2 separate regions of the Homo sapiens genome follow, and region 1 is linked to region 2. Evidence: chromatin contacts called from ENCODE Hi-C or POLR2A ChIA-PET data. All regions are on one chromosome and are shown on one strand. The core of a region is the stretch at or near the end of the contact, and the rest is flanking DNA. Distances in the headings are between cores, read along the strand shown.

Region 1 (4,447 bases), core at 1,948-4,447, 470 kb after region 2:
GAGACAGGGTGGGCAGTGCTGCTGCCAAAGCGAGGGAGCCGGCAGAGTCCTTGGGGCTCCAGCAAGGGAAAGACGGCACCCCCCACCCTGCCGAGGCCCCTCCTGAATGAGGGCTGAGAACTGCAGGGTTGGAGCCTGGGAACCATGGAAACCGTGGCCAGGCATTTTCCACAGGACACCGGGAGACCCTGAGGCAACACCTAGCTTTTCAGAGAGCGGCTGCCAGCACTTCTGCCCAGAGCAGAGGCCTGTTCCCTTGACTGGCCCTGAGGTGGGAGGAATGGGAGTCCCCGAGGGAGGCTACGGTAGGATATCTTCCCTAGAGACAGGGTCTTGCTCTGTTGCCCAGGCAGGTCTTGAATTCCTGGGCTCAAGCGATCCTCCTGCCTCAGCCTCTTGAGTAGTTTACTACAAGATCTTTTCTGGCCTGAGAAAGGGGGCCTCCCCTGTCTAGAGGGAGATCGGGCTCTCCCTGTGAGTGGGCCAAGGAGCCTCTTGGAGAGGGTTTCTAGATTTAGCAAATAAAAATACAGGGTACTCGGTTAAATTTGAACTTGCATTTCAGATAAACGACGAATAACTTTTTAGCATGAGTATTTCTCATGCAATATTGGCTACATACTTACACTTAAAAAAAATTGTTACCTGAAATTCAAATGTAACTGGATGCCCTGTGTTTTATCTGGTAATCCCAGTCTTGGAAGGAAAAGGATCAAATACGAACCCCCTAATTCTCTGAGCCTTCTTGGTCCAGCCTACACAGCTGGAAGCCCAAAGGTGGCGCTCTTGGAGTCTGACCTCCCCTGGCACAGGGTTTGAGATGGTCTTTACCCAGCTCCACTGGCCCAAAAGTAGCCCATAGACCCAAAAGGGGCCTAGCACCTCTCCCCAGGGCATCAGGATGGGGCCCCAGGTCCCCAACTGGTTGTCCTGTGGACCTCAGGGAATGACGACGCAGGAGTCAAGAGCCTCGGTTGCAGCTCCCGCTGTGCCGCCCACGACTGGCTCCGGGGTCAGATGATCTGCTGGTTCAAATCCTGACTCAGCCTCCTACTAGCCAGGCCAGTCTCTAGACCCCTCCCAGCCTCCATGTCCTCACCTGAGAAAACAGGGTCACAATACCTGCCTTGCCAACGTGATGAGGACCAGCGGAGAAGGTGAAAGGGCTTATATTCCAAAGCCCACAAGGTAAGCATCCCTCCCTATGGAGTCCTCTCCCAGGCCACTGGAAAGCACGCATAGTTGATCTGACTATAGTGAGGAGTGCGGGCTGCACCCCCAGGCAGTATAGGCGAGTCCCGGGCACCCACTCTCATCCCTGGTCCAGTGCGGCCCAGCTGCACACACAAATCTCACTTTTGCAGGAACTGTTCGTCTGCCTTCATAATACAGTTTCTTCTCCCCACTTCAAGCCTGAGATCATTTCTTTGAGCCTTCTTGGTCCAGCCCACACAGCTGGAAGCCCAGAGTGGTGCCCTTGGAGCCCGACTTCCCCTGGCACATTTTCTGGCTTATCCAGGAGCCCCGGGGTGTCCTTTCTGCTGTGAAACCTCCTCATGCTCCCCAAGCCCACAGCCTCTCGGGTCCAAGGGGGTCTTCTCGAATACAGCAAATCCCAGCCCAGCCCCTCAGTAGCTCTGGAACACTGCGGCTCTCCTGGTACAATCTTCAAATCTGGTGGAGAGGAAAGCGTGTGGACTTGGGACCCTGAGTTGGAGAATCTGCTCTCTGCCCTGTGACCCTGGCCAAGTCTCTCAGCTCCAAGCCTGCATTTCCGCACCTGTAAGGTGGAGCTAACGGGACACGTGCAGCGCAGACCAGGCCACGGTGAGCACAGGCAGGAGGCCACGGGGTGCAGTGCTCAGGCCTGTGAGGAGTCAGATTCTGGCTCCGAGGAGTTGTTACTGGATGCCCAGAAGCACAGTGGCCTCACCCTTAAAGCAGTGGAGGTGGGGGGTGGTAAAAACAGGGCCGATCTTGCAGGGCCGTTGTGAGGATTAAAAATACAATGTATGATAATGATGCATCAAAGTAGGTTCCTCAGTCCTATCAAATGTGCCACTCTGGTGGGGGACGCTGATGATGGGGGAGGCTGTGAGTGGTGGGGATGGGAACTCCAGACTCTCCACTGCAGCTTTTTTTTTTTTGAAACATAGTTTCACTTTTGTTGCCCAGGCCAGAGCGCAAGGGTGCGATCTCAGCTCACTGCAAACTCCACCTCCCAGGTTCAAGCAATTCTCCTGCCTCAGCCTCCCGAGTAGCTGGGATTACAGGCACCTGCTACCACCCCCGGCTAATTTTGTATTTTTAGTAGAGACGGGGTTTCTCCATGTTGGTCAGGCTGGTCTCGAACTCCTGACCTCAGGTGATCCACCCACCTCAGCCTCCCAAAATGCTGGGATTACAGGTGTGAGCCACCACGCCCGGCCTCTCCACTCGAGGTTTAGAGGGAGCATAGAACTAAAAAAAAAATAAATCCTTTTCTATTTTTTAATGTATGTGATGAGTTTGGCACAACTCCTATTAGCGACAGGTCAGGGTTCATTCCCGTCTTTCACAAAAGCCCTGCCTGTCAGCATCCACCCTTCCCAAGCAGTTTGTGGCAGTTGGACTTTTCACACGAAATCTGTATTTTGAAGGAAATCCATGCTAGGTAATAAACTGGGAGGAGTCAGAATCTTGTTAAGCCACATTCTTCAGCTTTCTGCACAATGATCACCAGCTGGCACCTCCCTGCACCCCCGCTCCGTGCCCCACTTACTGTCCCACGTTCATAAAGACAAACTCTCAGCCATCCCTTACGATGGCAGCGTCATGGTTGATTAGCGTGTACTGCAGCGCCAGGCACGCTTACACTCACACACATCGTCATGGTTGATTAGTGTGTACTGCAGCGCCATGCACGCTTACACTCACACTGTCATTTGCACACTCTTTATCAACAATAATAGCACTTCACAAGTAGCACTGTGGTTCATTATAATCAACCCGAGAGAGCCTGCCCTTGCCCATGAAGGGTGGCTCATACTGAAATTCACTCCCAGAGCCCTACTAGGGGAGAGGCCCACCAGGCCCTTCTAGGCCTCCTTACCTGCAGAGCTCCCAGAGACCCCAACCTCCCAGCAGAAGAAGAAAAGGGGCAGAGCCAGACCCCAGAGACAGCCCATCCTAGCCGGCCACCGCTGCTCCACAGAACTGCTGGCTGTCTCTCGCGGGTACCTTTTCCTGCTTCCTCAAACCAGGGAGGAGGGGCAGCCTCCTGCCCAGGTGTGTGACCAGGTGATCACAAATGTGCAGGCTGAGGGCTGGCAGGTTGAGGCTGTCAGCAAGCTGACCCCCCTGCCTTCCTTGCCCGGTAAACACTCCACTGAAATTTGATTTGAAGATATGGAATCACTAGCTTCTTTTTTTTTTTTTGAGATGGAGTCTTGCTCTGTCACCCAGGCTGGAGTGTACAGTAATGAGATCTCAGCTCAATGAAACCTCTTCCTCCCGGGATCCAACAATTCTCCTGCCTCAGCCTCTGGAGTAGCTGGGATTATAGGCGCGCACCACCACGTCGGGCTAATTTTTGTATTTTTAGTAGAGATGGGGTTTCACCATGTTGGCCAGGCTAGTCTCAAACTCCTGACCTCAGGTGATCTACCTACCTCAGCCTCCCAAAGTGCTGGGAGTACAGGCATGAGCCACTGCACCCAGCCAAGTGCTTTTATTTTCTTAAGCCAATTAATTAGAGCTCTTTTATATATTTTCAGTAGCAAAACACTGTGTACACAACAACACATAAATACACAGATGTATTAGGTATGCTGAAAGAAGTTCATCTTATAGATTCATAAAGAGCTTTTTTCTTACACCTTCAAATTCTTTTTTACTTTTTTTTTTTTTTTTTTTGAGACAGAGTCTCACTCTGTTGCCCAGGCTGGAGTGCAATGGCTTGATCTCGACTCACTGCAAACTCTGCCTCCTGGCTTCAAGTGATTCTCCTGCCTCAGCTTCCTGAGTAGCTGGGATTATAGGCACCTGCCACCACATCTGGCTAATTTTTTTTGTATTTTTAGTAGAGACGGGGTTTCAACATGTTGGCCAAGATGGTTTTGAACTCCTGACCTCAAGAGATCTTTGCGGCTCAGCCTCCCAAATGCTAGGATTACAGACGTGAGCCACCGTGCCCAGCCACACCTTCGAATTCTTGATAACCTGTTTTACTACTCTAAGCGGTTGTCAGCTAAATAGCCTTGAATTTGCATTTTAAGGAAACTGAGGTGAAAATCGAATAGCAAAATTTACATCATAACGTATGGAGAGAAAAAGTCTGGTGTGCTGGAGGGAAATTAAAACAGATTTAATTGCCAATTAAACATAAAATTATAGAAATTATAAAGGCCTTTTAAATATATACACACACACAAAGATCCTATAGCTTTTACTTCAGAAATTTAGCCAT
Region 2 (4,252 bases), core at 519-3,018:
GCCTTCTGGAAGGCTCACAAGCTTCATGGGCATGTGGGGTGGGGCTCAGCCCCATCATTCCTCTCTGTGCCCAACTAGTGTGCTGTGGAGAAGTCACTGTCCTGTGCGTAGCCTCAGCTTCCTCGTCTGTAGGACTGACAGTCATAGCCACCTCCCAGGGATCACAGGATCCTAACTCTCTAGGAGAGGAAGGGACCCGGGCTGCCTCATCCAGCTGCCCCCGACCCCCAATTTCATAAGCAGGGACTCTGGGGCCCGGAGAGGGAAGTGGTTGCATCAGATCACACGGTGCAGCCAGTCTGGTGACTCTCGGGTTCCCAGGCCGCTGCCCCATCCCTGGTCCTGGGCCATTCCAGAGGAGACAGGCTTGGCTGGCAACCCCAGGGCTCTGCTCTCCAGCCCCTGTGCCTCAGAGCTGGGCTGGGCTGGGCACAGGCCCAGGGAACTGATAAGAAGGTTTAACTCTCTTCAGCCCTGTGCTGCCGGTGATAATGACCCCCTCCGCTGCCTCCCACTCAGCCCTGCCCTGCTCTGCCCTGCTCTGCCCTGCTCTGCCCTGACCCTTGGGTGGGGGCCCTGCAGGTGGCTGAGGGTGGAGCAGGGCAGGGACAGATGGGGGAAGGGGAGGTCACCGCACTGCAGGATCCAGGGCCCAGAATCCTAGTACCTCAAAGGACACAGGCACCTTGCTGGCTCTCATGGGCAGCTGGGCACAGTGCCTGACACCCATGCTCCATCTGGGTCTGACTCCCTTCTCTTTAGTTCTTAGCATGCAGAGGAATGGCTGGAGGGAAGCAGCCCAGCGGCTGAGGGCTCGCCAGAACTCCTGTACTAACAAACCCTCGATGGAGCCCTGCCTGGGCCAGGGCCTGTGCTCAGTGTCCAGGCTGCCTCCTTCAATCCTCACGACTGCTCTATGGAACTGTTATTCTAGTTTCTGAGGTGAGGAAACCAGCATGGAGCAAACAAGCAACTCCCCAAGAGGCAGAAGTGCAGCCCCTGTGACTCGTAGCCACCACGAGGTGTGTCTGTGGGCAGTTTCCACATTTTATTTCAACGTGGGGTCACAGTTAAGACGCGGGCTCTGAAGGTGGGCTGCCTGGTTTCTCCCCCTGTAATGTAAGATTAATAATTGTATCTCTAGAAGAAAACACACACACACACACACACACAAGTCGTATCTCATCGTGTGGTTATGACATGGCTTACCTAGTGCATGGAAAGAGCTTGGCACAAACCCCCACACATGACAGGTGCTTCGCAGAGGAAGCAGTGACCATCATAGCCCGATAAAGGAGGCAGGAGGCAGACCAGGCCTTGGGATGCCAGTTACCATGACAACAGCCTCTGACTCCTGTCCGGCTGGGTGCGGGTTTCCCTGTGGCCCTGACAACAGAGGTAAAGGGTGCTGCTTCGGACACGAGGTCTTTGTTACTGTTTTACACAAAACTCCCCAACACTGGTGTCTCCAGGCCAGAAGGGATGGGGGCATGGGCTGAGATTCTTCAAGGGAATGAGAAGAGGGTCACCCAACAACGGCTCTGCCTCCTGTTAAGAAAGCAACTGCTGCTTCTGCTTTGTGGCCAGGCAGTGTTTCAGGCTGAAGGAAGGCAAAAGCAATGGTGTTCCGAGCTCTGTTCCAGGGTGGCTGCTCACAGCCTCCGCCCTCCCTGCTCCTCACCTGACCTCCCCCGCAGGCAGCGTCCCAGGCTCTGCCTCTCCACGTAGGCCTCTGCCTCACCTCTTCTCACCTTTCCACGCTTGCCTCCTCCCTTCCCCTTGCTCCTCCTCCTGTCTTTCTCTTTCTCTTCACACTCTTCTGCTCTCCCTCGATTGCTCTCTCCCTCCTTCTCTCCCTCCCACTTTTCCTGAACCACAGCTTCCAGGAACACAGAGGCAGCTGTCTGACAGCTTCTCACGTCCTGGCTGCGGTTCCAGGAAGGCCCTGGTCTGGGCATGGAAACCCAGGGCACTGTCCACCAGGCTGGAGGCGGGGCCCGCACAGGGCACCTTCGTCTGCCTCTCCCTGGGGCTTCCGCCTCCCACCTGGGCACCCACTTTCCCAGCAGCTTTCTGCTTGGGGAAGTTCTGCTGCTGAAACTGGGGATTCCCAAAGTGGAAGGGGCCCTGCTGAACAGCCAGCCACCTCCCTCACTTCTCAGCAAGAAGAAAACCAAGGCGGTGGGGGACGCAAGGCGGGGCTTCCCCAAGATCACACAGCTGAGCAGAGGCCAGGCCAGGGGGTCCCTGATCTGCCACCTGAGTCCTGGGCCCTTCCTGCCACCCCACGGAGAGGAGACGCCTGGGTCAGAGGCCCGGCCTGTCAACAGGAAGGGCACGTTCTTCCTCCTAAAGGCCTAGTGATCTGACTCCAGTGTAGCAATGACAGCAATGACAACACAGTTGAATGCTAATGGAGGTCCAGGCCTGGGGAAGCACTCGGCCTGCGTTTGCTCACTTAGTCCTCAGCCTCCTGAATGAGGCGCTGCTGTTACTCTTGTGGGTGTCTCGGGCCTGCAAAGACCAGGTGTGCTGGGCTGGGGGCTTCAGGACTACTGTTTTTTATTTTTATTTTTTTATTTTTTTGAGACGGAGTCTCGCTCTGTCGCCCAGGCTGGAGTGCGGTGGTGCGATCTCGGCTCACTGCAGCCTCTGCCTCCCGGGTTCACGCCATTCTCCTGCCTCGGCCTCCCGAGTAGCTGGGACTACAGGCGCCCGCCACCACGCCCGGACAATCTTTTGTATTTTTAGTAGAGACGGGGTTTCACCGTGTTGGCCAGGATGGTCTCGATCTCCTGACCTCGTGATCCACCCGCCTCGGCCTCCCAAAGTGCTGGGATTACAGGCGTGAGCCGCCGCGCCCGGCCCATTCAGAGCTACTCTTGCACTGATCTCCTGCGATTCCTTGACTGAGTGACCAGGGAGGAAGGTCCATGGTCTGAGGACAAGTCCTGAGGTGAACAGGGCTCCAGGCAGGATTTATTCCATGGCCCATTAGTATCCTTTGGCTGAACCTGAGTCATGCTGAACCTCATCTGTCCCCGAGTAGTGGTGGAGGCATGAGGTCAGCAAGTGAAAGCACTGACCCCTGGGCAGGGCCCTGGGCTGTCTGGGCTGGGAGACTCCCCCAGTCAGATTTAGCTCCTAGATGCCTGTTCCTCAGCCCCTAATGGGAGTGGAAAGATCCCTCCTGCCTGCCTTTTCCTGGCAGGGCAGTAAGCGGCTGTGTAGGGAGCACAGGCCGGGCATCCGGAGAGCTGGGTGGACAGGTGGCTCTGCTGCCAGCTGGATGTGTGGCCCTGGATGAAGCCCCGACCTCTCAGAGCTGCTCCGATCTCAACGTGAAGTTGAAACCAAACTCCATGCCCGGCCGACCTCACAGTGCGCTTGTAGGATCAGAAGGGTACATGATGGGCCGGGCATGGTGGCTCATGCCTGTAATCCCAGCGCTTTGGGAGGCCGAGGTGGGCGGATCACCTGAGGTCAGGAGTTCAAGACCAGCCCGGCCAACATAGCGAAACCCTGTCTCTACAAAAAATACAAAAATTAGCCGGGTGTGGTGGCGCACACCTGTAGTCCCAGAGGCTGAGGCAGGAGAATTCCTTGAGATACGGAAGTGGAGGTTGCCGTGAGCCAAGATCGCGTCATTACACTCCAGCCTGGGCGACAGAAGAAGAAAGAAGAAGAAGAAGAGGAGGAGGAGGAAAAAGAAGAAGAAGAAAAGACGAAAAAGAAGAAGAAAAAGAAGAAAAAGAAGGGAGAACCTTCATGGACTTGTATTCCTTTTCTTAGGCCAGGTCCAGGTGGGTGTGCGGTGGTTGTAAAGGAAACAGTGAGAGGGTCTGACTCAGGCGTGGGGACCTGGAGGGAGAAATTCCCTTTCTCTTCTGTCTCCATTTTCTCTCCTTGGGCCCTGAGCCTTTTGCAGGCTCTGAATTTAGATTATCTGGGGGGTGGGGGTGGTGGCTCATGCCTGTAGTCCCAGCACTTTGGGAGGCCGAGGCAAGTGGGTCATGTGAGTCCAGGAGTTCGAGACTAGCCTGGGCAATATATTGAGACCCTGTCCCTATATAATAAAATAAAAAATTAAATTAAACAGGGCATTGGGAAATGGTCAAGTCCGAGGATGGGCCACCTCATTCTGACTCCCAGGCAGACGGCCCGGCTCACCTTTCTTGGGTGACCTTCTCAGCTCCCTCTCTTCCCCACCAAGTATCTATCCCTAGGGGAAGGAGCTGGCCAGACTTGGATT

Evidence for each region. A loop is a pair of places that touch in the nucleus more often than their neighbours do. ChIA-PET counts read pairs that join two places held with the same protein, here RNA polymerase II (POLR2A). Pooled maps may share reads with other maps.
Region 1: a loop to region 2 is called in a map of K562, with 2.9 times the contacts of the local background. The contact joins the promoter of MUC20 here to the enhancer-like site in region 2. A Hi-C loop is called at or near these places in 1 of 168 maps with a recorded cell type or tissue (K562), 2 of 37 single-sample maps with no recorded cell type and 2 of 50 pooled maps. POLR2A ChIA-PET finds 5 or more read pairs at or near these places in 1 of 52 experiments (A549).

Annotation. Positions count from the first base shown.
Region 1 is chr3:195,719,728-195,724,174 of GRCh38, reverse strand. MUC20 (mucin 20, cell surface associated) reads right to left here and starts at 3,197. Exons shown (of 4, transcript NM_001282506.2): 1 at 3,092-3,197. The coding sequence starts at 3,167.
Region 2 is chr3:196,190,312-196,194,563 of GRCh38, reverse strand. No RefSeq gene overlaps it. Among named protein-coding and RNA genes, the nearest start is that of ZDHHC19, 19 kb to the left of the region's middle. RefSeq lists enhancers at 186-315, 376-505, 1,437-2,100, 2,056-2,125, 3,086-3,704 and a cis regulatory region at 118-777. Within about 2 kb of position 1,768, at least 23 of the 41 ENCODE cell types and tissues checked have a DNase peak (open chromatin) inside an H3K27ac peak, as active enhancers do.